Linked DNA regions of Mus musculus: region 2 is linked to region 1. The links are chromatin loops, found by intact Hi-C in ENCODE. Cell type or tissue: left cerebral cortex. All regions are shown on one strand.

Region 1 (8,000 bases):
TTCAAGCCTGTGTCCAGAGCTTGACCTCTGCCTCAGTTGTCATAGCAGCCTGTAAGTGAACTAGCCCATTTCACCAAAAATACCAAACACTAAACACAATGAGTTTTGTAATAGAGAAAGTTTATTGGCAAAGAAGCTAAATGTAGAAGTGGGAAATTACTTTCTCCTCTTCCTCTGCATTCCCTTCCTCTACCTCTCCTCCCTTCTCCTCCTCCTTCCTTAAGATAGGATCTCTTGTAGCCCCAGGCTGGCTTTCCTACACACTCCTGATCCTTCTGTAACCCCAAGTGCTGGGATTGTAAGTGTGTACCACTGTGAATGGGTGTTTGATCTTCTTCTGATGGTTCTTGGGAAAGGCTTCTAAACTCCTAGGTATACATACTGACATTTGTCAACTCTTTTATTAGTAATGTTTAACAGATGAGTGTGGCCCATTGAGCAAAGGCTTTATTTAGTCTTGTGAAACTGGGATTCAGGAAAGTTTTAAGCAGGGACTTGAAGGGAGAAAAGGATAGCTCCAGGAAGAGAGGAGGTGCCACTTTCTGCAGCAAGACCATGTGGATGTCCTGGAGTGGTTAGACAGTGCTCATTCCAGGGAGTGACTTACCGAGAGTTTCCAGGTCTTGTCCACCAGCTGGAATTGACCTTGGAGATGAAAACTGGAATTAGCATGCCTGCCTACCCTAGGCAGGACGATGGGTAGATCCTCAGGGCCTCAGGAAGCAAATTGCAAGTGGGTCGGGATGCTTCCCCAGAAGCTGCACAAAAGCCACACTGCTTTTCCTTTCTGCAAAGGGAAACAGACAGAAGTGGGCACAAAGCAACCAGAGAGGATTAGTTTGTAAAATCCATCTAGAAGATGCACTAAACCTCAAGCTGGGCCATCAAGAGAGTACATCACACGCCACATAAACTTAAGTCACTTTTCAGTAGACCAGGAGCATTTTCAACAAATGTGCATGTTACCTTCAAAGGGCCTCTAACTTCCAGTTCCAAATAAATGCTTATCTCAGACCCTGCTTTTGTATTCAACCAATTGCCAGTCTGCCTGTGGCTTGTCTGAGAGCCTAAACATTTCCCCCTGACCAACTTAATCACATTCTGGATTAGAAAAGAATTATCTTATCTTGGGAAGGGCATAGATAGGTGTACAGATGGGTAAAGTCAAACTCGATTTTAAAAACATTTTTTGCTGCATATCCGGGGGTCATTTCCCCTCCCTACATCCGGTTCCCTGGCTGGACTGTGACCTCCCTTCTGGACAGGCTGTGTGTGTTGCTGGTCCCTCCCTTTAAGGTGGTATTGAGAGGCAGTCATTTGGGGTTGTGCTTAGAAAAGCAAGACACATGAGAGAAAGAAGGTGGGTTATACCTTTGGGGAGAATTTGAGGCAATGGAGCCAGGCCAGATCTGGCAAGGATAGTGTGTGACTTGTTTACTCCATGAGGGAGATGAGTGGACTGTCCACACTCGCAGACAGGTGTGGACACTGGTTCATAGCTCCTTTTGGCTGACTTTACAGCTGGTTTCCATGGTGACCAGAGATAATTGGAAAAAAAGTCACTTGCTCCTTCCAGCTTCAGGCCCACACATGGCCACGCACAAGCATCTTTTTCTTTCTTATCTCTGTTCCTCTACCACCCCCTCTCTTTCTAGCCAATGCTGATCACTTGTTTTGGGGTGAATCATTTTACTTGTTTTGGGGTGAATCACTGGATCCCAGAAGCTAGTGTTTGATTCTTTTCTTGGAGCAGAATCCAGGCAGATTCAGCTGGAGTGCAGTCTCTGTTAAATTTGATTTCAGAGGAGTGACTCATATATCTCAGTCCTTGTCACTTGCAGACAGGGACACATTCTGAGATATGTGTCACACATTCTAAGATATGTGTCATTAGGTGTGAATGAGTGAACACCACAGGCTGTTATCAAATACTAACCCGGTCACAATATCACTAGGTAATATGACCTGGAGTTCATTGTTGACCTGATACTGCATGGAACAATACTAAACTGGATTAATTATGATTGTGTGTGTGTGTGTGTGTGTGTGTGTGTGTGTGCATGTGTGTGTGTGCATATGCAGAGGCTAGGGGACAATTTCAGGACAAATTCAGGCTCTTTTTATTTTATTTTTTATTTTTTGGTCTCTCTCTCTCTCTCTCTCTCTCTCTCTCTCCCTGCCCCTCCACCTTCTCTCTTTTGACAGAGTATGCCCTGGAAATTGAAATGTAGAACAGACTGGCCTTGAACTCCCAGAGACCCACCTGCCTCTGTCCCGTGACTACTGGGACTAGAGTGCACGACCATACCAAGCTTCAGTTTTCTTTTTATGTTTCTCTTTTCTTCCTTTTTCTTTTCTGATACTAGGAATAGAACCAGGGTCCTCTGCATGCTAAGTACATACTTTGACGGCCCTCCTCCTTCCTCTTTAAAAGAAAAAAAATCACTAACATCTATTTTCCCCTAACATCTCTTCTGCTCCACGTGGATAAAACTTGTTGGGCTCTCCTGAGGCTTTATAGCTCTCAGAGATGTGGTTGTGGACAGGAAAGGAGAGTCTTCAAGTTTTGCCTGGAAGACAGAGCTATGGCTGAGTCAAGTGCCCATTTCTTGCCTCCAATAGGGACAAGGGTCATTGTAGGCAATGAAAGGCCCCCAAACTAAAGCCACGGATGTTACTCTAACATGAGTGGGTCTCTACTCCACTCTAGTTTGTCAGGAGCACCGCCAGGTACCTAAGTTGTGACTCAGTTTCCCTTGTCCATAGAGTTCACATCTTAACTCTCACTTTGTTTCATCTTTCTCCTACTGGCCTGGAAATTACCAAGTAGCCAACCTGGCTGGTCACACTGGTTTGGAAATTAGCAAATAAGCCAGCCTGATTGGTCAGAGAGATACAGGATCTTCGTCTCTACCTCCCCAGTGCTGGGATTGCTAGTTTCTTCCTTTCTTGCTAATTGACACCAGCAGGGTTGGATGTCAGCCTCATCCTGGGAGCCTCAGACTTCAGCCTTAAACACTTCTCTGATTGGGATGAAGAGGAGAACCCACTCTATTAGTCTGGGACAAAGGCACAGGTAGAGAGCCTTCCCCACTTTTTTATACAGAGTGTTCCCCTAGACAAGAAGTACAGGTGTGAGTCTCTGGGAAAACCTCTCATCTGGTTCAACCCCCTCACATACCAGAGTAAACTGAGGTCACACCAAGGAAACCCAAACTCATCATGCCAAGGAACAAAGCCACCATCTTCCCTAGCCATAGAAAGGGGGAAATATCTAATGTGGCACTGTAGAGGCATCCACCAGCCCATCACCAAACCACCCAGTGTACCCACCAGCCTGTCACCAAACCACCCAGTATACCCACCAGCCCATCATCAAACCACCCAGTATACCCACCAGCCTGTCACCAAACCACCCAGTGTACCCACCAGCCTGTCACCAAACCACCCAGTGTACCCACCAGCCTGTCACCAAACCACCCAGTGTACCCACCAGCCTGTCACCAAACCAGCCAACACACCTATCAACTCATCACCAATGTGGTAACCCAACGCTCTGTCCTGGGACTTCTGCTCAGCCCGTTTGAAACACAATTCCTCCACACGAGCTCTGCCTCTCAAGCTAGCCCTATACTTAGAACCAGCTCTGTACCTGGTCTGTGGCATCTTATCTAGCCACCTGAGTGGTTCTAGGTGCACTGTGTTGGCTCTATGTTATCAGAATCCTGGGCGAGTTAATTAGTTAATCTTGAGACATGGTCTTTCTACACAGCCTTGGCTCTCCTGGAACTTACCAAGCAGATTGGGCTAGCCTTGAACTCACAGAGATCTGCCTGCCTCTGCCTACAAAGTGCTGGGATTAAAGGCTTGTGCCACCACACTTGGGCATCTGGATTGATTGGATAATGATAAATGAACACGCTATGCCAATTTTGGTTGACTTTATTTTTTTTAAGATTTGTTTCATTTTTAATTGTGTGTATATATGTATCTCTGTGTGGGCCTATGCTCATGAGTACAGTCCCCACAGAGTCCAGAAGAGGGTACTGAATTCTCGAGAGCTGGAGTTCCAGGCAGCGGTGAGTCACCCAGTGTGGGTGCTGGAACCCAAACTTGGGTTCTCTAACAGAACAGTATGAGCCCCAGTTTCATAGATTTTAGTACCCAAGGGCTACCTATTTCACTTAACAGCCATGGCATTGGCAGTCATAGGCTGTTTTTAATTTTTTTTTAATTCCAATCTTAATTACTAACTTTTTGATCAATCATACTTTAAATCTCATACACATGTGTCACATAATGCATGTGACTATATAGTCATACTCTATATATGACAGAATAGTTATGAAAGTGTTAAGAGGGCAGAGGGCTCAAAGAGTACTCCTTGAAGGTGTAGTGTAGGTGTGGCTGACACTCGTGGAGAATCACCTCCAGTGGCTAGATACACTGCTGGTGCCACAGCCCAGTTACAGAGCCGGTTCTAGCTGGCTTGAGATGTAGAGCTGGTGTGGAGGAACTGTGATTCAAACGGGCTGAGCAGAAGTCCTAAGGCAGAGCTGGAGCCTGTGGGATGCATTGGATGGTTGGCCGGCTGGCGGGCGCCCATACAGTCAGGAAAGAGGGTTGCTTTCCCCACTTGGTTTGGCAAGTTTGAGGAGTTCACTAGCCTGTTTTTTATATATTGTTTTGTATTTTATTTGTATAAGCAAGTCACTTCTTAGACTGCGTCTTACGGCCTCTGCTGGCTGGACTCTGGTTCTTCATTTACATAAACAAGATGCTGGGCCATGCTGCTTTAGCATTCAGCATTCAAGACAGAGCAAACTGGTGCTCTGTGAGACAGATAACTCAAGGCAAGGCATAGCCAGAAAGACACTGTGCTGGACAATATTTAGTGACTTATAGCAGCTGCAGCCTGATCTCCACAGAAGTGAACAGGAAGGAACATTAATCAACACAGCTGTATCAGGAAGACAAGGCAACCAGTGTCTTTAGCCCTGACATGTTTGGAAGTCACTATCCCACTTTTGAATAATTGACAGGAACCCCTAGATGGACCAGAGCAGGGAGGCAAAGAGCACAGCCTCTTGATCGGTCTTGGTTAAAGTGTGATCAGGCTGATCACTGTATTGGGAATAGTCAGGTAGCGCCTTGACCTCTGTAGAAAAGTTGCTGCAGCCAGGGTGGGGTGATTCTTGTCACAAGATGTTTACCTAGCAAACCTGCTGTTTCTGGAACCCAAGAGGATTGCTGGAGCAAGAGGCAGGTGTAAAATGGAGGCAGAAACATCAAGTTTTCATCTTTTGTGTTTATCTTTATTATTGTTTGTAAATAAGGGTTTTATTATGACCCTCTCATAGTGCTTGTTTTCCCTCCCATCCCCACTGCTTTTCTTTCTCATGTCCGTTTTCTTCTTTCACTCCTCTCTGTGTGTGACACAGTGAGTTTAATCAGGGTTGTTCACAGGCACACAAGCACCTACACTCCTGAAGAAAATGCCTTTGCTTCCACCAGACTCTGCCAGCTGTGGATAAACTATCAGATGGGGTGTAGCCTCTCGAGCCCCTCCCTGCTCCATGACAGGATGCTAGCAGGTCCAACCACAACAGCTGCTGAGTTCATGCTACACCGTGTTTGGACATCAGTATCCCGCACACGACTCTCTCCTCTCTCTCTCTCTCTCTCTCTCCCTCTAAAACATTTTACCTATTGTATGTGTGTGAGCATGGGCCACAGTGCATGTGTGGAGGTCAGAGGACAATTGGTGTTTTAGTGATGTGAACAAAAATCCAATACAAACAAGATAAAATATAAAAGGAAAACAGCCTGTGAGTGCAATCCTACGATCAGGACAAGAGGAAGTTTCTCTCGGGACCATGAGCAACTGCTTCTCATCCATCACCTACCCTAAAGAAGTGCTAAATCACAGAGAACACCCTTTTCACCTGTCTAACAGCAATTTCATTGATTTTTAAAGAAGATCTCCTTTTTGTATTTATTTATTGTGTATGTGCAAATGAGTGTGCAGTCACTTGTGTGGGTCAGAGGACAACTTGCAGGAGTTGGTTCTCCCCCTCCACCATTAGGCCCTGGGGACTGAACTCAGGTCACCAGGCTGGGCTGCTAGTGCCTTAACTACTGAGCTAGTTCATGGGCCTGAGTGGACAAGATGATAGTTAAGATGTTGGAAGCTGATACACTGGTGTCAAGACAGTGTGTGACCTCGGGAGAGGACAATTTGACTATGTCTACAAAAGTCACAAGTGTACACCCCATGTCCTAGCATGGGGCTGCCATGTGTCCCTGGGCACTGATAGACATTTTGTTTTTTGGGTTAAGAGCTAAAATGGATCCTAATGGGAAACTGCAGCAGACCCATGTCTGTTGTATTCTAACTCGTTTCCCCACCCCACAAATGTTCATTATTGGGGTGAATATTGGGAGATCCTTGATGTCCTCCAGAGCATCAGCAATCACCTAATGTCTATTAGGAAAGGATTAACTAAGTGGTGTCAACCCCATGCACTGCACAGTGTCACTTTATAAAAATCAAGATGTTCCCTGTGTGCACAGCAGTGTTGAGAGCACTATGTATGTTTGGTGTTGCATGGAGAGATGCAAGGATCTACAGGTATTTGAAAGTATATGGAAAGTCTGGCTGGACATGTGGAAACTGGTAATTGAGTGATGGTGTCCTGGGGTGAGAGACTCCTTCTTCATAGCATGCATTTTTGTGCCTCTTGCATTTACACCACGTGTAAACTTACCTATTCATAAAGGTAACAGAATAAAAAGTTTACAGGAACAGATAGTGAGAGCGTCCTGCACCTCCTTTAACTCACGTCTATCAGAACTGAAGGCTGCACCCTGCTCCTAGACACTCAGCTTGCAGCAAATTAGGAAAGCATGGCTTGTTGCCTAAGAGTTGCGTCTGGATTCTGTTTTGCTGTGTAACATAAAGCTGGTCACTTCCTCTCTCTGAGCCCTTCGGCTGGGCCACCAGATGTGGACAGGCTTCTCCCACATCACAGGCTGTTCAAGGTCTACTAGGAGCCACCAGATGGCGTGCTGACCCTGCCACTGGAGGATAGACGTTGCTGTGCCAGCCAGCCTTTAAAGCCGGTTGTGGGTCACCTGAGGCAATTTTGGTACTGAAGGCAAACCCCCAGCAGAGACATTACCTTGGACATTAGGGGGCGATTTGCTAGGTCTGAGAGGTTCAGAAAAACAAGAAAGAGTACCAAGGTTTCAGTTTCCTCAAGGGTCAGAGGGGAGACAACACAGCCAAGCCTCCGTAACCAGAATGGCAGGTGGCACAGCCAAAAGGTTGAGAGAGCCGGGGTTTGAAGGAGGCTTCTGTCTATGCCTTTCACGGTGGAGTCAGAATCCCGGAGAGCCTCATATATGTAATCAGGACTGAGACAGACTGTCGGCTTCTCTGAGACTTAGATTCCTATCTGTAAAATGGGTATAATATCGTAGCTCCCATATGGGGTTACTGTCAAAAACGTGTATGCAGTTCTGCAGGTAGCTTGTGCCCTGGACACATTAAAGAATTAGTATATGTAGTGATCACCCTTATAACTCACAGGATGGACCCTCTTCAGAGGGGTTGATGTCCATAGACCTCTGGGAGGCAGAGGGGCTTCTGGGTGGAAGAAGCATAGCCAGGGTTGTCTTCCCGTACCGCACTCGGGTCACTGGATTCTCAAGCAAGTTCCTGGCTGGCAGATACAGACGTTCTTCAGATTTTTCTTTTTATGGGGACATGTGAGGAAAGTAGTGAATGTCTTTGCTTAAAAGCAGCTCTGTTTAAGGGCCATCAAGTGTAAACACCGTGGTCTAAAGAAAAAGGATGGCCTTTTAAAGGAGTCTTTGGTCAAAGCTTCATTTAAAAAATGGCTGGAAACCACTAGGACTGCTAACATTTGATGTTTAGTGACTCAGAGCCAAATGACCTCTTCCCCACAGCAGAGGAAAGATGACAAGTGGGCAAGATG
Region 2 (8,000 bases), 430 kb after region 1:
ATGGTGGGAAGGATGGCAGCATCTAGGCAGACATGGTGCTGAAGAGCTGAGAGTTCTACATCTTCATCCAAAGGAAGCCAGGAGCACAGTGGCAGTCTCCCAGGCAGCTAGGAGGAGGGTCTCAAAGCCCACCTCCACAGTGACACACTGCCTCCAAAGAGGCCACACCTCCTAAGAGTGCCACTCCCTAAGCCAAGCATATTCAGACCACCACGGCTGGCTTTATACTTAGGAAATAAGATTTAGGAATATGAAACAATGTGTAAAGGTAAAGGCTTCATGATTCCTTCATGCATCTTCCTTGAATAGTAAGCACTTACTAGCTACAAATAGCCCAGTGACTGTGAAGAGATAGAAACTAAAGTGATACATGGTTCGGGCAATGAGTTACTACTGTTGTTTCCTGTGAAGAGCCAGAACCGTCCTGCATGACAGATTCTTTGCTCCAGCCTTCTGCTCTCCTCCCCTCCTGAGAAAGTGTGAGATACACTTTCTTGGACAGAGACTTAACCTTAAAGGTAGGAATCAGGAACATAATTTGAAAAGATTTTGAATCAATAACTGAGATCCTCCAGGTGTTAACATTAATATTTTGTTGAATAATCTAGAATATGGGATACAGAGATAACTTTATAAATGAGAACTGGAGAGATGGCTCAGTGGTCAAGAGCATATACTGCTCTTGCAGAGAGCCTAAGTTCAGTTATCAGAATCTACTTCAGATAGCTCACAACCTCTGGTAACCAGTGCCAGGGGATCTGATACTTTTAGCCCATGTGGGGTACCCACCCGCACACACACATATTCAATTAAAAATCTTGACATTCTTAGCAGGGCGTGGTGGCGCACGCCTTTAATCCTAGCACTTGGGAGGCAGAGGCAGGCGGATTTCTGAGATTGAGGCCAGCTTGGTCTAAGTGAGTTCCAGGACAGCCAGGGCTATACAGAGAAACCCTGTCTCAAACAAACAAACAAAAAATCTTGACATTCTTATAAATTTATTAATGATCCTTAGCCCTTCATATTGCCATATCAATAAATACAAACTGCAAGAAAATACAGTATAAGCCTGGTGCAGTAGTACATAACTAATTCCAACAGTCAGTGAGCTAAGGCAGAAGTCTTACAAGTTCAGGGTCAGCCAGGGCTTCATAGAGTGACCCTGTCTCAAAAACACAAAAAACAACAAACCCCTTACTTTAAAAGATAAGCAAATAACAGCTGAGCATAGTGGCTCATCCCTGTGCTGAGAAGGCTAAGGCAGGAGGATCTCCCTAAGTTAAAGACCAAGGCTACAGTGTAATAATACTCAAAAACAAACAAATTACTGAAAACTTAATAACCTAACATAAGACCATGGATCAGCCATTTGAGATGGACTTAGTGGAGCAGTTCTGGTAACTTCGGGTATGGTTTGATAAAGCAGTCACTACACAAGGATGCATCATGTTATACATCTCAAACATACACATTTTTATCAGTCAGTCATACCCCTTGTTCTTAAGAGCCTTTCCTTCCAACACACACACACACACACACACACACACACACACCACATACTGAACATACACATACAGGCACACAGTGCACACTCACACTGCACACACACACAACATATGAACACACAATGCGTGTGCTCCTAGCCTCCCTGGAATCTGGGTTATTCACTAGTCCCCAGATAACTCAGATTCTGTGTATAACGGATTCGTTCATATATAGCTGATTAGCTCTGTCTGAGCCTTCAGGTTTCATCTTGTCCATTTTCTTCCACAAAACTTTTGGTGCTGTTTTTCAAGACAGGGTTTCCTGTGTAGCTCTGTTCTGGAACTTTTTACTCTCTCTGTAGATCAAGTTGCCCTCAAACTCGGAGCAGCACCCGCCTCTGCCAACTGATTGCTGGGATTAAAGGTGTGCTCTACCACACTAGGCTCAAACTTAACCAAACAGGCATGGTTTCCCTGCATAGCCCTGGCTAAGCTCAAACTCACAACCATTCTACCTCTGCTTCTCAAGAACTCCAAGGAAACTGGGTGTCTCATTTCTCACCCCACACCACCTAGACTTGTCCATCTGTCCTCCATGGTGTCTCATGCATGCCCATTTCACCCTTCTTATCTGTGGGGAAAAGCCGCATCAAATGTACCTGTACCCTGCACCGTGTCTAACAGTCAAGAGGCCCTCAGTAAGCTTTCACTGAGGAAAGATGAATCACAAGGGAATAAAGAAATGCATGTTGCTGACGTCAGCAAGTGCTAATGGCTTCATACTCATTCACAGCCACTTTGGAGTGATATAACATTGTGAAATAACCCAAGCTGGGGGCAGGGCTGTTATTACAGAAATGAACAGGAACCTGTGACCGTGGAAAATGTCTGCCTGATGCACTGATGGGAAGGCGAGTAGCTGAAGAACCCCAGGTAGGATCAGGAAGTGGGCTGGTCACCTGAAGGATGAAGACATGGTAGAGAAGTGGGGCTTTCAGCTTCAGTCCTCAACCTCCGTGGAAGGGAGGAAGTACAGGCTCACCCCTGACGGCTAGCGTCTCAGTCAGGCATATCAACATAATGAAACAGCCAAAGGGGCTGGGTTTGGGAAGCTCCCAAAGGCTACACGTGGAGGTTCCTGAAGTTGGTGTACCCAAAGAGACGAGAGGAGCACCTACATCTTCCCACATTGCTTGCCTCCTGTGTCTCTTCATGACACAAACTGCTAATAAATGGATAAAAGGAGTGCGAGTGATTCTGAGTTGTAGAATATCTCTAGCAAGTTAATTGAGTCCAAGGAAGATGAGGTGGGAATCTTGGATAGCCAGTTGGTCAAAAGCACAAGCAAACAACCTGGGCCCTGAGATTGGCATCAGGGGTGGGCATCTGCCCATCTGATGTCAGCAGTGTGGATTGTTGAGAGGGTAGGAAAAATGATTCTGTTTTTTCCATAGAATGACAGAGAGCCATTTTTTTTTTACAACTGCAGAAGACAGAAGCAATCAAATGCCCAGTTAAATGAAAACCTAAACTATAGTGAACTAATATAATAAAGTACACTGTACCCTTAAAAAGGTAAATAAATTAGGGGCAGGGACAGGTAATAAACAGTTCTGTATCTTTCCTAGGGAAATGTCTGCCTCCAAATTGGGGTGATGCCTGCAACCCAAAGAATCCATATATGCAAGTCCAGTGTGACGAGAAGAATGAGTTTATTAAAGGTTGCCCACGGAGTGGAAGACAGCTGCCTGTTTACTGGGATTCCACACTTCCCACCCATCAAACTTCTATTTTTTGAGGTTCTAAAACGGAGAGCAAAATTTGTACAAACCTGGGCTTTGAGTGCCACCTAGCGTTAGAACAGCCAGTGTCACTACAAACATATTAGACCTAGAGCTAGGAAATGTTTGTTTATGTCCACTCTGCTCTTGTCCCTTTGTTATTATTGTTATCACATTTATTTAATGTATGTGTGTTTGTGTGTGTGTGTCTCTCTGTGTGGGTGTGGGTGTTCACATGCCTGGAACAACATACACATATGCATGTTAGAGAGCAACTTGTGAGACTTCCTTTCTTCCAGCATGAGGGCCAAGGGATTGAATTTGGATCATCAGGCGTGGTATACGAGCACCTTTTCTTGCTGAGCCATTTTGCTGGCCAAACCTTTCTTACTAAGTTTTCTACTGGTCTCAACAGATTGGATTCAGGTTCCGGAGTCTACACAAGTGTGGGTAAGAATGGAGAAAAAGTAGAATCCATGCACTTTGAGTAAGAAATGTAAAATGGTTCAGGGTCTGTGGGAAAATGTTTCCTAATTCCTCAAAACTGTAGGTTTTCCATATGATCCCTCAGTCCCGCTCCTCACTCCAGAACATGTCACAACTACCCAGAGCCTGGTGCCTTGACATCTGAAGCTCCATGAGACATCCCTCAGAACAGATCCCTCCGTGTATCTCCCATCCCAGTGCTGACAAGGGCCATCTACAAAGCCTGTCTGAGTCCACTCCCACCCACAAAGAAGCAGTCACCGCCATTCCTTCTCAGACCTTATATTAATTAAACTCAAATCAAAAGAAGGACTCAGGTTGGTCAGCACACTGGAGAACCTTAGGTCCAGCATTGTCCTCAATTTTGGTCTCAGAATCATTAACAAATCATTGTCCGTTCTAAAGAACAGATTTGTCTTAGGCCTGGAATCATGTACTATTCTCCTGATGTCCTCTACCCCTTTCTCCCCTGTAAAAAGACAAGTGTGTAAATGTGTGAGCACTTTGACCCAGGAGATTGTGGTGCTTTATATATGCTTGGACCAGGAAGTGGCACTATTAGGAGGTGTGGCCTTCTTGGAATAGGTGTGTCATGTGGGTATGGGCTTAAAGACCTTCATCCTAGCTGCCTAGTCTTCCACTAGCAGCTTTCAGATGAAGATGTAGAACTCTCAGCTCTGCCTGCGCCATGCCTACCTAGATGCTGCCATGCTCCCACCTTGATGATGATGAACTGAACCTCTGAACCTGTAAGCCAACCCCAATTAAATGTTGTCCTTTATAAGACTTGTCTTGGGGGCTGGTGAGATGGCTCAGTGGGTAAGAGCACCCGACTGCTCTTCCAAAGGTCCGAAGTTCAAATCCCAGCAACCACATGGTGGCTCACAACCACCCGTAATGAGATCTGATGCCCTCTTCTGGAGTGTCTGAAGACAGCTACAGTGTACTTACATATAATAAATAAATAAATCTTAAAAAAAAAAAAAAAAAAGACTTGTCTTGGTCATGGTGTCTGCTCACAGCAGTAAAACCCTAACTAAGACAGAGATAAAGGACACACTTGGAGTTTTTCTCACTTAGTAAATTTTGCAGCTTATAAATATGCTTGTTTATTTGCTTGGTTTTGATATAGGATCTTTCTACATAGCTCTGGCTGCCCTGAAACTTATCATGTAGACCATGATAGGCCTGTAATTCACAGAGATCCACCTGTCTTTGCTTTCCTCCTGAGTGCTTGGATGAATGGTGTGTGCCACCATGCCCCAGATAAAATATAAATCTTAATACCTTGTCTCCTGTATAGTCTTAGTCAGCTTATCCTGGGGAACCCTCAAAAGTTAGAGGGAAGGCAGACATGGCGGTGCATTTCCGTAATCTCAGCTGAAACAGGAGGGTTGATCACAGAATAACAAAACAGAAAGCAAGCAAAGGAATAAACAAAAAGCCACAGGAAAACTCAAGTCCAAACAAGCACCAAGTCTTGAAGTTGATCTCTATACTGTCCTCTCTATACAGGCAATGCTCTTCCAAATTTGTGGCCTGGCAGTAAAGCCTTTTCCTTTAGAAAGTCAAGCCTGGGAATGTTAGGAATAATATTCAGGTTTGGCAGGGGAGTGGGACATGGGACATTTGAATCAAGGCCTCCTATAGTGAATGAATCGCAGTGACACAATACACACCGTGGGCATGCATGCATGCATGCATGCGTGTGACACACACACACACACACACACTTTGTTTCATAGGTATCTACCTAGCTTCGTGGCACATAGCTTGTAAAACCCTAGGAATCCCCATAGTGGTGCGTGTCCTTTTATATGCTATTGAGAGGACAGGTAGAGCTCCTGGGTAGCCTCAGTGTGACCATCTGGTTACCAGGGGAAACAGCTCTCCAATTAAAAGCTTAGAAGTGTCAACTCTGCCCAACCAGGAGAACAGAGATGAGCTGGGGATTTGGTGAATAAGTCACTCATGCAGATGTGATGAAGTCTCCATACACATCCCAAAGCTGAGAAACCCAGTGCTTCTGGGTTGGAGTGCATGCCCAGAGAAGACATTAAACACGCCCATTTCACAGGCCTTGTGCTGTGCCTGACTTCTACCTGACTGTGGCGCTTCTCAAGGATGCTCCCAGGGAGGGTGTTGCCCATGAAAAAAAACAATTTTTGTAGTTTGTCTTGAGATGCAATCTTGCTTTATATAGCCCAGGCTGGTCTCAAACTTGGGATTCTCCTGCCTCAGACTTTTCAAGTGACTGACTTTGTAGGTGTATGCTGCTGCACCTGTCAAGAGCCACTTTTGAGCCTTCCTCCTGTGGCTCAGGCTGGATGGATAACTAACTGGTGGTAGAGGGTTAGAAAAGGCAGCCTTAGAGACAACTACTTTTATGGACCCTGTTTTGAGACTGAAACGCCTCTAGGACGTAACAGGGCTCTTGGAAATGATAGAAAAAAGTAAAAATTATTAAGGAATCATGCTATGCACGAGATGTCTTGTTGGAGAGAGTCTGAAGTTCTAGATTGTTTGAGCTGCTGATTGTGTGGACTATGGGGGTGTCTTAGGGTTTTACTGCTGTGAACAGACACCATGACCAAGGCAACTCTTATAAGGATAACATTTAATTGGAGTGGCTTAGAGGTTCAGAAGTTCAGTCCATTATCATCAAGGCGGGAGCATGACACATCCAGGCAGGCATGGTGCAGGAGGAGCTGACAGTTCAACATCTTGTTCCGAAGGCTAACAGAAGAAGGCTAGCTTCCAGGCAGCTAAGAAAAGGATCTTAAAGCCCATGCCCACAGTGAAATGCTTCCTCCAACAAGACCACTATTTGGAGAAATAGTGCCACTCCCTGGGCCAATCATATTCAAACCATCACAGGGAGTTTTGCTTGTTTTACTTTGATTTAGCAAAACTCTATGAGGAAAATTCTTCCTTTTTTGTCTCTCTGGCTGTCTTAAGTCTTCTACCTTCCATCCTTCTGATTTCTTGCTCTGTGATTTTCTGTTGTGTCTGGGCCTCACAGTCAAGGCTGGACTCGAACTTCTGATCCCTCTGCCATTCCCAGTCCTCTGGGATGGCAGATGTGCTCCACCAGGCCCGGCTTTCCACCTCATTTTCATGCCAGGGTGAACAATATGAAGGGCTGCTCCAGCGCTGGCCACTCTGCCCACTTCCCTAAATGTCCCTCTCCCAACATCTCCATTGCGATCCCACTGAAGGGCAGGCACTGATGCTCTGTGAGGGACTCTTCTCCAACCAGTGGAAACTAGCGGAAACTCCAAACCAGTGGTCTCCTAGGATCCGATACATGGGAACGGCATGCACACGTTAGCAGCCGCTTTGGTGTTTTGGTGAGGGGAGGGGATCCTCAGCTCCTTTTAGCACAGCTGGACACAGTACCATCCAGAGCAGGGAGCATTTCCTCTCTGCATTTTAACTGATGGGGATTAAAATCAGAGTGGTGTGTGTATGTATGTGGTGTATGCATTTGTGTGTGCCAATGCACACGCCTGTACAAGCACTTGTAGAGGCCAGAAGTTGACACAGGGGCGTCTTCCGCTGTTCTCATTTGTGAGACAATATCTGTATGGTTTTGGTCATCGAAGCTGCTTGGGTTTTTGTCTACTTGACATAAGCTACATCATCTGGAAAAGAAAACCTCAGTTGGGAAAACGCCCTTATCACACTATTCGCTAGGCAAGTTTGGGGGGCCTTTTTTTTTTTTTTAAGATTGATTGATTGAATATGTATATAGCATTCTGCCTGCATGTATGCCTGCAGGCCAGAAGAGGGCATCAGATCCCATTACAGATGGTTATGAGCCACCATGTGGTTGTTGGGAATTGAACTCAGGACCTCTGGAAGAACAGCAATCACTCTTTACCTCTGACTCATCTCTCCAGCCTGGAACTTTAAAACAAACAAACAAACAAACAAACAAACAAACAAAAAACCAACTAGCATGGGAGGGCCTAGCTAGTGCAGGAGGTGCCACCCCTAGGCAGGTTGTATTAAAAAAGAAGCTAGACAAGCCACAAGGGACAGGATGGTAAGCAGCACTCCTCCATGGCCTCTGCCTCAGTTTCTGCCTCCAGCTTCCTGTCCTTGGCTTCCCTCAATGATGGACTGTGATTGGGCGTGTAAGCTGAATCAACCCTTTCCTCCTCAGTTTGTTTCTGGTCATGATGTTTATCACAGCAGTCACACTCATACATAAGCCCCCTCCCCTGACTGGCCGATGAGCCCTGGG

What was found. A loop is a pair of places that touch in the nucleus more often than their neighbours do. Peaks named below come from ENCODE experiments on the same cell type or tissue, not always from the same donor. Only the 100,000 strongest peaks of a DNase experiment are listed, where the experiment ranks them.
Region 2: a loop joins it to region 1, with 3 times the contacts of the local background. A loop is called at or near these places in 11 of 42 quality-filtered maps.

The regions. Positions count from the first base shown.
Region 1 is chr5:30,637,298-30,645,297 of GRCm38, reverse strand. No RefSeq gene overlaps it. Among named protein-coding and RNA genes, the nearest start is that of Mir5625, 6.6 kb to the left of the region's middle. In left cerebral cortex, a CTCF peak has its summit at 7,063 (motif pointing right); DNase peaks (open chromatin) are centred at 1,672, 4,084 and 7,060; H3K27ac peaks cover 1,933 bases.
Region 2 is chr5:30,210,417-30,218,416 of GRCm38, reverse strand. No RefSeq gene overlaps it. Among named protein-coding and RNA genes, the nearest start is that of Adgrf3, 8.7 kb to the right of the region's middle. In left cerebral cortex, CTCF peaks have their summits at 3,335 (motif pointing left) and 7,550 (motif pointing right); DNase peaks (open chromatin) are centred at 2,362 and 3,310.